Linked DNA regions of Mus musculus: region 1 is linked to region 2. The links are chromatin contacts, found by Hi-C or POLR2A ChIA-PET in ENCODE. All regions are on one chromosome and are shown on one strand. The core of a region is the stretch at or near the end of the contact, and the rest is flanking DNA. Distances in the headings are between cores, read along the strand shown. Region 1 overlaps Syne2 (spectrin repeat containing, nuclear envelope 2). Region 2 holds the start of Syne2 (spectrin repeat containing, nuclear envelope 2).

Region 1 (6,031 bases), core at 2,499-4,998, 35 kb after region 2:
ACCCCTACATCCCCCAGTCCTTGGTAGCCGATGTTTAGTTTTCTGAGTCTGAATCTTGATTACTTCAGGTGACTCAGGGAGTAGAAGTACTCAGCATTTGTGGCCAGTGCTGGCTCCCTACATCGAGTCCATAAGTTCTGATTTTTCTTCTTACTTTAACCTTTACTGCTGACTTAAAAAGTGCCATGAACCCTAGGTTTAATCCCTAATATAAAACATAAGGACAAAAATCGCAGCTTGTAATAATTATTTATATACTGACTACTTACAGAACACTTTATCATTTCTGCAGCATTAGTGCAGTTCAGAGATATGGGTCATGGTCAAGGCCAATGGGAGGCAGTTAGGGGAGTGGTGGTACTTCCTTCAGCATGCTCTTATCGTGGGTAAGTGGGCAGTGCAGGGACACTGTTGTCACATGTGGCAAGTGGCACTTTGTTGTGAAATCCTAAACCAGGTCTGTTTCTTGAGAATCTAGTGCATGGCTGTGGTTGCTCCTCTGGTCTCCTTTGGTTGTCATGACAATAAAGCGCCTGGGAGGAGATAGTATTTGCTCTGGAAACTTGAACTGGCTACTTCTGGTCCAATGATAACTATAGTTCAAAGTAATTAGGAGAATTATTAGGGAAAAAAATGGCTGGGTACAATTGTGCATTCAGTACTTGACAGGCAGAGGCAGGAAGATTGCTTCAAGGTCAGCCTGGTCAACAAAGCAAGTTCCAGGCCAGACAGGGCTACATCATGAGACCCAGTCTCAAAACCAACTGACCGACCCAAAAGTTATCAGAAAAAAAAAAAAAAAGAAGAAGAAACTTACTGCTATTGTGTCTGCAGTGTTTGGCCATGAGCTTGGAAACAGAGCCAATTTAATATCGGGCAGTAGCTGAGAGAAGTCAGTTCCTGGGAGGACCACAGCTAACTGGAGAATGGGAATAGGAGCAGGGAGTGGCCCTAGGGGACATGTTAGCATCTCAGTCACCATTCACCTGGGAACCTGCCTCTCCACCCTCCTGAGCTGAGACATCCCTGAAGATTGGCTAGCTGCCTTAGCCTTCCATTGAGACTTTTCCGCGTCTGTTAGTCAGACAGCAATTGTTAGTAAGTTATCTAATAAGAGAGAACTAAAATCCCTTTAGATAACAGAAAGGTTTTGGGCAATATTGTGTAGAAAAAATGGACAAACTTTCAAGATGTGTGTGTGTGTGTACATGTGTACGTGTACCCCAGCGGCTGACACAGACATCTTCTTTCTTCAATTTATTTTTGAGACAGGTCTGTCTTTGAACCTGGAGCTCACCAATCAAAAGGGCGGCATCTGAACTCCAGGGGTCTGCCTAGAGACAGCCCTCCCCACCCCACCTGTAATTTTCCAAATGTTATTTCTGTTAATTTTCTCATTATATGCATTTGGACAGGGCTGATCCTGTGTGGATCTCGGAATGGACAGTGGACTATACAACGCTTCATTCCCATAAAAATAAGAACATTTTTACCATAGTAGAAATAAGCGTTTATCACTGATAACCTAATAATCTAAACGATAATGAAAAACATCAAACCCACGTGTAGTTTCATTGACTGGAAATCGACTCTTTTCAGATCTCATTTCTGTAGTTGAAAACATTCTAGCCTTTGTAATCCAGAGTAAAGGCCAAGATTGCCTTTATAAAGGGAACTTTGTTCATGTTTTGAGGTTTTAGAACCACCACAGACATTCTGAAATATATTGCATAAGCGGACCACAGTCATTTAAAAATAACTTATGTTACTTATAAAAATATGACTATCGGTTTACGTGGCTTTTTTTTTTTCCCTCAAGATGGGGCTTCTATGTGCAACAACTCTTGCCATCCTAGAATTCGATTTGTAGATCCCACTGGCCTTGAACTCACAGAGATCTGCCAGCCTCTGCCACCCCCCTGTAAATCTATGCGACAAATAAAGACATGATTCCGCACTTTTCTACAGAAGCTTTAATGCTACCATATTAATTTTTAACCCAAGTTTTTGTAATGTCCCTGAGGAAGGACATTATTCTTTTTTATGAATAGCCTCAGGGACTTAAATCATAACCCTGGCTCTGTCTCACACCTGTGGTATTGATCACTAGGGAAAGAAAGAGTTGTATATGCAAACTGCTTTAAGCAATGCCTATGTCGGTGTCAGATAATAACTGTCAAAATGTGGGTGCTATTGTATTCTTTATTGTTTTTCAAGACGGGTTTCTCTGTGTAGCCTTGGCTATCCTACAACTAGCTCTGTAGACCAGGCTGGCCTGGAACTCACAGAGATCCATCTGTCTCTGCCTCCAGAGTACTGAGATTAAAGGTGTACACCACTGTTATTCCTTCTTCTTCCTAAAAAACAGAATAGAGCTAACATGAAACAGCGGTCACCATCAGGGAATTCATTTAGAATCCACTTTTTCTGCTGTTAAAATGAAATAGCACTTGTTTGGGCCTTGAGGGCCCTAGGATGTGGGAAGGGGTGTGGAGGGCCTCGCTGTGTGACAGGGCTGAGGATACCTGTGCCACCGTGGCTATCAGGGCCCTGGCCCTTGAGAACTAATGAGCAGTATTTCTTTTTGTTAATCTGGACCAACTCAGTCGAGCAGCGTGGTAACCGCAGGCTGTTCCTGACTGATCTCAACCGAGAAGAAAAACAAATCAATTATTAACAGAGTGTATTTGGTAGGTAAAATCTTTAACACAGTGAGAGACAGGGACAGAGAGAGACACACACAGAGAGAAACAGAGAGAGAGAGAGAGAGACAGAGAGAATGAATATGAATATATGATGGCAGGATTTGGATAATAAACACTGCCAAAGAGAGGATGGAAAGGGCTTGGAACCATGCAATGATTTCTGTCCTTTGCATATTTTAGCTTGTTTAATATTTAATATGACTGATTAGTTGCTAGCCTCAAACTTTTTTTTTTTTTTTTTAGTTTTCCCTCCAACATTTTCTCATGAAGAAAAAAATGTTAGCATCTATCAAAGTTAGAGGATTTTGCACACATTTAGAATGCAGAGTCTTCCTTTCTTTAGAGTCTGGGCTATTGCGCCCAGGACATCTTGTATGCTAGGTAAGAATGCTGCTCCTGAGCCATGCCCCGGGCTCCACTATGCAGATTCTAACAGTAGCTTTTACACCATTTCCTTTCTCACAGAAGTGTTTTCATGTTTTCTGTTTGGTCAGTTTGATTTTGGTGATTTGGTGATCTCTGTGAGAGAACTCGCCTTTCACTGTCATCCTGCAGAAATTGACCGTGATGCCTGTATACATGACACAACTGGGTTTTAAAAAAAAAGGGTTATGGTTGTGAATAAAGGGTTAATGGTTGTGAGTTACTTTTGTTGGGAGAATTCCTTCAGTAGGGGGAGAGGCTGGGTGATAGAATGCATGCTGAGACGATGTGTCAGGCCCTGTTTCAAATCTCTACTACCAGAGAGAGTGGCTCAAGGTGCAGCTAAGAGAGACGTATAGAAGAAGAAATCCTTAGGAAAATAGTATTATTATTACAGTCATCAAAATAGTCACTCTGTTTGTTTGTGATTTTAGTTTCGCTTTGCAGGCGGTGCAGGCTCGGGTCTTACTGTTTCCAGTACGTGGCCATTTATGGAACTGAGAAAGAACAGAGGGAATTAAAAGTTTTTTTAAAAAGAGAACTCTTGTGAACTGAAGGCCAAAGACAGCAGTGACTGTTGACTTTCTTTCCTCTTAGCTACATTACTGGAAGCTACATTCTGGATTTGAAGTGCGTAGCTTGCCTTTTTATAACTTGCACAGAACCCACGAGGCCAGTTCTTCTGGAGTTCTGCCAAAGAGCCTGAATAGGTCACAGGGCACAGTCCTGATGATGATTCGAAAAGAAGGCGTGGTCACTTTGTTCCTCATGGACGAAGGAAACTCTCCTTGAGAGCCATTGCTCTTTGAGAGGGTAGATTTGGCTTTTGCTGTTTCCTGCATGTTTACCAGACTTGCCGAGCTGCAGAGTTATTAATGAGCATGTTATCTCTTTTCTGCTTTCAGTTCACTTTAATTGAGATGGATGCAGTCTAATCTCCACTGAGTCAAAGCATGGCCGCTAGCCCTGTGCTGCCCACGGAAGATGGAGAGGGTTTCTTGGGCATTGATGATCTACACTTTTCACTGCAAGGTAAATTCGCACTTGGAAGGGAATGGAAAACCTATTCCCTTCTAATTCTGAGCCCCATTGGCTTCTCTGCCTCCTGTGGTCTGGAAAACCTAGCTGTAGTTTCCAACTGGAGAAGAAAATTCAGTATTAGAGAGAGTGTCTTAGAACAGCTCTCTGCTTCCAAGGATTCCTGGAAGGAATTGTTTATCTTGGGTTTATTATATTTATGTGTGTGTGTTTTATTTGCAATCTAAATGTAAAAGCTAGCCGTGGTTTGCTTGGCATTATTTCTATTTATTTTGTGTCCTTTTTTACACAGCAGCTTTGAGACTTGCATCTGTATTTTATCTGAATAGGTGGGGACAGCCTTGATACTGTGGATGGGTGAGGTTTCAATGAAGTGAATCCCATATGTAATCCACAACTAGTCTTTGCAAAAGGGAGGGTTTCCTGTGCACTTAGCGGTATAGCTGTTGCCTATCTGAAAATTCATCAGCTAGTGAGCTATCCATCTTTATTGATAAGTTTGGTGTTGTAGCTAGCTAGTATAGAAATGAAGCTCTGAAAAATATTTGGAAACATTTATGAGACTCCTCTCTCTCTCTCTCTCTCTCTCTCTCTCTCTCTATATATATATATATATATATATATATATATATATACACACACACATTTTATTCATTTATTTATTTATTTATTTATTTATCTATCAAAACAGGGATTCAATGTATAGCCCTGGTTGTTCTTGAATTTGGTGTGTGTGTGTGTGTGTGTGTGTGTGTGTGTGTGTGTGTGTGAATGAAACCAGAAATGTTCTGTTTACTGTTTTCTGCTTTGCTCTCTGCCTTCAGTGGCTTCCAACCGCATGCGGGTGAGCCTTGGTGAGGCCCATGGGTTCTCTCTGCTCACCTGATTCTCCCACCACATCCCTCCAGTTCCCGGTAACTCCACATCTCCCTAAGGCACCGTGGTCCTCCCCGCCTGTGAGCTCTGAGTGGGCTGCTCCCTCTAGACTGGGAGAAGTCCAGCTGGCCCCAGCCTCCTCTGCAGGCTGCCCTGCTAGCCTGAGATAAGCCCTTCCTCCTCTTCATCCCCTTTATCTCTCTGGGGCCTTGCAGATTTGTGTTTATTATACTTCATAGCACTTCCTTGCCACAGAGCGAGCTTCCTGGGGTTTAGATAGAGGGCATAGCTTCCCCGTTCTTTGCATACTGAGGCATTTGACCCTAGCCCAGTGAACAGAGTGCTGAGCTGGAAGACGTCACCAGAGTCCCCAAGCTGGCGAGCAGCTGAGTTGTGATTTGCCTCTGGCTTTTGTACTGCATGCCTCTGCTGTGCTAAAGAACCAGAGGGGATTCTGCTCAGGGTTGTTCTGTAGCTGCTTTTAAGTTGGAGACTTACTCCATTCCATGCATAGCGAATTTTATACTAGATTGTGCATAGGCGATTTCAGGTTCCTAAGGTGCTTAAAATAATTATCGAATTACTAGAAATTGTGTGGTATATGTTTTCTAGAATGGGTCGTTTAGCTAGGGGAAGCGATGCCCACATTCTCTGGATGGTGCACTTGTGGAACATACGTAAAAGGTGTGGATGCTTTGCTCCATGGATAGGACACGTGGAGTGACATCATAGCATCATCAACCTGACTCTGGCCAGGATCCAATCCCATTAGCCAGGGACACTCCGTACCTAGACTGCCCACGCAGAACGAAAAGAACGCATGGAGTGAATTATTTTTCCGAGGCTAGACTCCATGTTATCTGCAGTTTTATGATGGTTCTTCTTGCCAGACTGACAAAGGAAGAGGGGAAGGCAGGTCAGGGACACAGAGCTTGCATATACCTGTGAAGGCTACTTTGGTACCATAGTAGAATTATTGCCTGCTTGGG
Region 2 (5,319 bases), core at 146-2,645:
ATTCTACAGCATATAATTCATATATAATATGTGATAAATAATATAATTCTATATATTTATTTTGAAATATATATATTTGAAAAAATATTTTTTGAGAAAGTCTTTTGTACCCCATCGTGGTCTCAGACTTGCTATGTGGCTGAGGCAAGCCTTGATTTCCCAATCCTCCTGTCCCCACCTCCTGAGTGTTGGATTACAAGTGGGCACCATCACTTCATGTTTATATGAAGTGCTGAGGATCAAAGCTAGGCAAGCAGGCTACCCACTGAACCACACCTCGAGCTCCGCCCACCAAGCCATTACGGGATGCATAGCAAATAGTCTAAGAACTTGGAAGGTCAGAGTGAACCTAGAATACAAGAAATGCCATGCAGATATAGTACGGCGAAAAAAGACAATAAAGCATGTATTTTCACAGTTTACTTGTGTCACCTCAATACTCGCAGAGAGGAGAGTGTGGATAGAATTAAAACCTACGTTTCCCGGAAACATGGATTAGCTGAACCCACTGTCGTCAAACTTTTAATCTTCGACCCTTACCATTTAATTTGGGCCATCAGTAGCGCACTAAGCAATCCAGATAAGATTCTGCAGCTACACAATATGCATGAGGCGGGACTTGCATGAAGTTAAATTTGATTGCGATAGAAACTCAGGCCACTGCCTCTTTGTGATTTAACAGTGAAGTGATGCGTTGGTGTCTGACTTCAAGAGTCTTAATACTATAACAGCGACTCGAAACGCGAGTGGGAGTCAGGTGATGTCATCCTGAGTTCACAGGATTGAGTAATTTGCTGGAAAATCCAACTGACACCTACAGGACAGATTCCCAGGGACCCACTTTCTCCTGAATGTCGTTGTTTGAGGCGGCTCTCCTCAGCCCATCCTGCAGGCTGGCACGCGCGGGGCGGGGGGGGGGGGGACAGGGAAATAGGGTGGGGGGTGTCACTTATCTGCATTGTTAAATAAGCACCTCCTTATCTTACCTCCGTAGGTGAGGTCGAGGTCTGGGCTTCCTGACACTCTTAAGAAGCCGATGAAAAGTCCATGTTTCTCTAAGGCTCCACCTGGGTTCAAGGACCGGATCGCGGTCGGCTCGCTGATTTGTAGATCTAGGCATCCACCCACCGTGAAGAAGTGAAACCCGCCTGAAAAGTGTTCTAGGAGAGTCGGCCTCCCCTTTGTCTCCAGCTGCGGGTAGGCACGGAGGCGGAGGCTCGTGAACCTGCGTTCGGAGTTAGTTCCTCACTCCCGCCACCTGCAAGGGTCTGTAAGGCGGAGGGAAAGTTGCGGTGGCCGCAGGGAGGCGGCTCCGCCCCCAGTGCGCTGCTCCGGGCGGCGGCGAGCGCGGGACTGGGCGGGCCGGGAGGGCGCGGGGCGTGGTCTGTAGCCTCCAGTCCAGAGCGGAGCGCGCTCGGCTGCGCCGCAAGCCTTCGGCCGCACGGAAGAGCGAGCGGGAGAGCGATCGAGGGGCGCCATCGAGGCAGCGAGGCGAGGGGGGCGCGGAGTAGGTCGGGTCGAACTCCGGCCCTCGCCTCCCGGCCGGGCAGACAACGGTGAGCGCAGCCGCGGGGGGCTCCGCGCCCTAAAGCGCCCTGCGAGAGCGGGAGGGCGGGGAAGAGGCGGGCACGAGCCCTGCGGAGTCCCCAGAGCCCAGCGGGGAGCCCGGGGGGCCCACGGGAGTCTCTGGATGCCCGGCTCCCAGCTGGGCCGTGGGAAACTTCACCCGGGAGGGGACAGCGGGGCGCGCGGGGCGCTGTAAACTTAGCGGCGGGCGGGGCACCCTGGGGATCGCGGCGAGCGCCAGCGATTGGCGTTGGTGTCCCGGGCTTCTTTGTGTCACCTCCGGGCCCGGCCCGCGGGTGCACCCAGCTCGGCCCCGGGACTCCCCACTGTCCCCCTATCCCGGTCCAGGCGGGCGCGCTCGGCTGATTGTTTGCATTCCTCGCGTCACGCCTGGGCGGGAAAGATTTCGAACCGGGTGTTAGAACACTGAAGCCGCGGCGCAGAGATTGCAAAACCACGGGCGGCGGGAGGCTAGCCCCGGGGACCGGAGAACCTGCAGCCGGGGCGCACACTGTGGACAGGACGCGGGACCCTTGCGTTGGAAGAGAAGAGGCGGGCGCGGCGGCCCTGAGTCTCGGCGGGCGGAGAGGGGGCGCTGGGACCGCGGGGATTATAATTCCATTTTGATCGCTTGCGGTCTTTGTTGTCTGTACAATTGCCTTTAGGGTCTGACGGTAGCACCTGGTCCTCCTTACGGTCTCTCTCTTGAGGTCTGAAAAGATGCCCAGTGTGGGAGGGGGCCCGTGGATTGCATCCAGGGCTGCTGGCCACAGGAGCCGCTGCCTGAGATGGAGGTGGAGAAGTCCAGTGTAACACTTGCCTTTGTGGACGCGCCTTATTTCCGAAAGTTGTTTTCCCCTCCCCTAGTGGAAGGGAGCGTCGGGACGGAGTGGCAGCAGGCGCGGTTGTGCACAGGCACCATGTAGTAGCTCGAGGCAAACCGGGGAGGCTCTCAGTAACCGTGGGACTTAACAAATGTTTGAAAAGTTTTATTTGAAGCAACTCCACCTGCTTCCCTAAAAGTTTCCATCCCCCAAAGCTCTTGCTGGAGGTAATTCTGTGGCTGAGCTCGAATGTTCGGGTGGGGGCACAGTTAAGCAGACCTGGCCTCCTCGCAGCTCCCGTTCCAGTAAACGCCATCATGGGAGAAGGAGCATTCGGTTTTTATGGCCTAGGATTTTTGACGTGTTTACACGCTTCAACGCATGACTGGGGCTCCAGTTTTCTTTCTGGAAAATTCTCAAGACTTCCAAAGGCTTTCCCTGCGGTGGCTACTGTGTGGCCTCTGTCCTGCCTGTCAGCTGCCTCCTCCTCTGCAACACCCCCCCCCCCACACACACACACTCGGGGTGGTGGGAACAGGTGTAATACACATAAAGTTTTATTAGTGAAGACGCTGGCGAAGATAAAAATGAGTAAACCTTGGAAGGGTTTTGGTCTTTGCCTACCTAGTTGAGTTAAAAAGCTTCTTCCATTTGGTTTTGTTTGGATACAGGGTCTCTGGTAATCAAGGATAGCCTTGAATTTGTTACATAATTGAACCTGGCTTTGAGCTCCTTATTCCAGCCCAGGTGCTGGAATTACAACTTTCAGCCACCAGTTCATGATTTAACAGCTTCTATTTGAATGTTTAAAAATCCCAAATTAAACCACTTTGGATCAACTTATCTGATACAGTAAGAGTCTCTCTCTTTAAAAAAAAAGAGTAAGTTTACCCACTTAGAAATGTTATTAGCGTTTCAATGGACTCGGGCTAATGGTGTTGCTGGATACTGCCTGTGTTTACAGGGCTGAGTCACAGGGGGTTGAGTCTTGTGTGCCCTCAGTAGCACCAGTGAAAGTTTACTGGAGGATTCAAAGCAGAATAGGTCCCATTCTAGCAACTGCCAGGGACGAAAAGCTACTTATCATTTATTGGCTGTGACTCATCATGTGTCTAAGTAGCGATTTCCAGTAATTTCACAAACATTCATATCTGCCAATAGGCTCTTGCAATGTGCCAACCACTGGGCTGGACACTGGGAGACCCAAATAATACAAGTGGTCATTCGTGAGGTGCTTATTGTGAATGTACGTATAGCCTGTGGTTATCTTGCTCATCCGTAAGTATTTATTGAGTATGCAGGTTGCATTGTGCTAGAGGTGAGGGCATTGGGGAGACTATAGAGTGCTAGGTGTGGGGACTCTAGAGTGGACAAGGCAGCTGGGGTCACTTCCTTTATATACTGGAGAAAGTAGGTGGAAAATAAAATACATTATCAAACTAACAGCTCGCTTTGTACTTTATTTGCTTATCTACTAAGGATTAAACTCGTGACTTCATTTACGTTCTCCCAGTGAGATATACCCCAGCCCCTTTCTATTTCATTTTGAGACCAGGATTTGTCAAGTGGCCGCAGGCTGGCTTTGAACTTGTTTGGGATCTCCCAGTGTGCTCCACTGTGTCCAGTTTAATCATGGTGTTTGAAGCGTAAAGTACATAACCTCATACTCCTGTTCTGAACCCTCTAACTGCCCTTCTGGGTCCCTCTGGTGGGCACAGACCTGCGGGGGGCTCCTGGAGCCACACCCCTTCCGGTTTCTGGTCCTTCATCCTTTTACCCATCCCATGTCACATCTGCTCTCTCCTCGCCTTGCCCAAGTGTCTTAGGTACAGCAGCTTTCTTGCTGCTAAGGGTCTTTGCTCTGCCTGAGATGTGGTCCCTTCACTGCTATCCTCATTGTAGCCTCCATCCATAGCTCAATGCGATTGTCTCAGTGACTCCCAGGTTTAAAAAATCACACCCTAGCAACTCCCATTCTTCCTTCATAAGTTTTGTCTCCATTGCACCTATGGCTGCCTAATGTATAATGCATCCCTCACTAATTTATAATTTGTTGTCTCGTACTAACACATTGCCCTCACCCCCCCCCCCCCCAACTCTCTCTGAGCCATCTTACCCACTTCTGTATCTTCTTTCTTTTTTGGAGACAGAGTCAGGTAGCCCAGGCTGACCTTGAGTTTGCTATGGAATTGTGGACAATCTTGAACCCATCTTCTTACTTTTACCTCCCAAGTGCTAACGACAGGCATGAGCCATGGAAACCTGCCTCACTACTGTGTGCTTAGGATCTAGAAGAGTGCCTGGTGTGCAGTAGGTTCCCCTTACTGTCATGTACTGTCATGTAGAAGGAAGTGAATGATGGGAGCTGAGTCGGACTAGCCAATGGGTCCTGGAAGGTGATAGTGGTACTTGAAAGGGGGAGGAAGGTAACCCACGGGTGGGATGAGAGATTGCGGAGTGGAGACCGGCTTGGAAGGGGATCATGCAGAGGCCCAGCATGTGCCGAGCCCTTGAGGCAGCAAAGAGCCTGGCTGCTGTGGATTTATGTGTCACTGTCATTAGGCACTCTACTACGAAGGGAGTATAGAAAGAAATGATGGATGTTGTGGTGTGAACAACTGTAACCCCAGCCAAGGTAAGAGGCTTGGCTGAGCAAGACTAAGACTCTATCCCAAAAAGTGAAAAGGAAACAAACGGGAGGAGAGGCACGAAAATTAAAATCAGGTGCAGCTCATGCAGGGTGCCATCTTGGAAGTCACGTGGACTCCCTGTCTGTGCTCTTTATTTGTCCCATTTTATGGTTCGAAAACTCTGGAATTGGGGGAAGATTGCGTATGTCAGAGCCTGGGGTAGGAGGCCTCTGACCTGAAGCTTCTGGGTTTCACTACTGCACCAAAGTCAAAGGATTGATCCCAGTGCTGATGGATCT

The links. Hi-C counts contacts between places; a loop is a spot of excess contacts on that map. ChIA-PET counts read pairs that join two places held with the same protein, here RNA polymerase II (POLR2A).
Region 1: a loop to region 2 is called in a map of heart, with 2.7 times the contacts of the local background. The contact joins the enhancer-like site here to the promoter of Syne2 in region 2. A Hi-C loop is called at or near these places in 8 of 37 maps with a recorded cell type or tissue (adrenal gland, gastrocnemius and heart). POLR2A ChIA-PET finds 5 or more read pairs at or near these places in 1 of 5 experiments (Patski).

Annotation. Positions count from the first base shown.
Region 1 is chr12:75,849,988-75,856,018 of GRCm38, forward strand. It overlaps Syne2 (spectrin repeat containing, nuclear envelope 2), which reads left to right. Exons shown (of 116, transcript NM_001005510.2): 2 at 4,034-4,160. The coding sequence starts at 4,082. Among named protein-coding and RNA genes, the nearest start is that of Gm40447, 33 kb to the left of the region's middle. Within about 2 kb of position 3,749, at least 1 of the 3 ENCODE cell types and tissues checked has a DNase peak (open chromatin) inside an H3K27ac peak, as active enhancers do; it is heart, where a contact is called at or near this core.
Region 2 is chr12:75,816,923-75,822,241 of GRCm38, forward strand. It overlaps Syne2 (spectrin repeat containing, nuclear envelope 2), which reads left to right and starts at 1,396. Exons shown (of 116, transcript NM_001005510.2): 1 at 1,396-1,556. Gm40447 reads right to left here and starts at 2,706. Exons shown (of 7, transcript XM_011244246.1): 1 at 2,575-2,706; 2 at 987-2,429. The coding sequence starts at 2,706. The coding sequence ends at 1,161.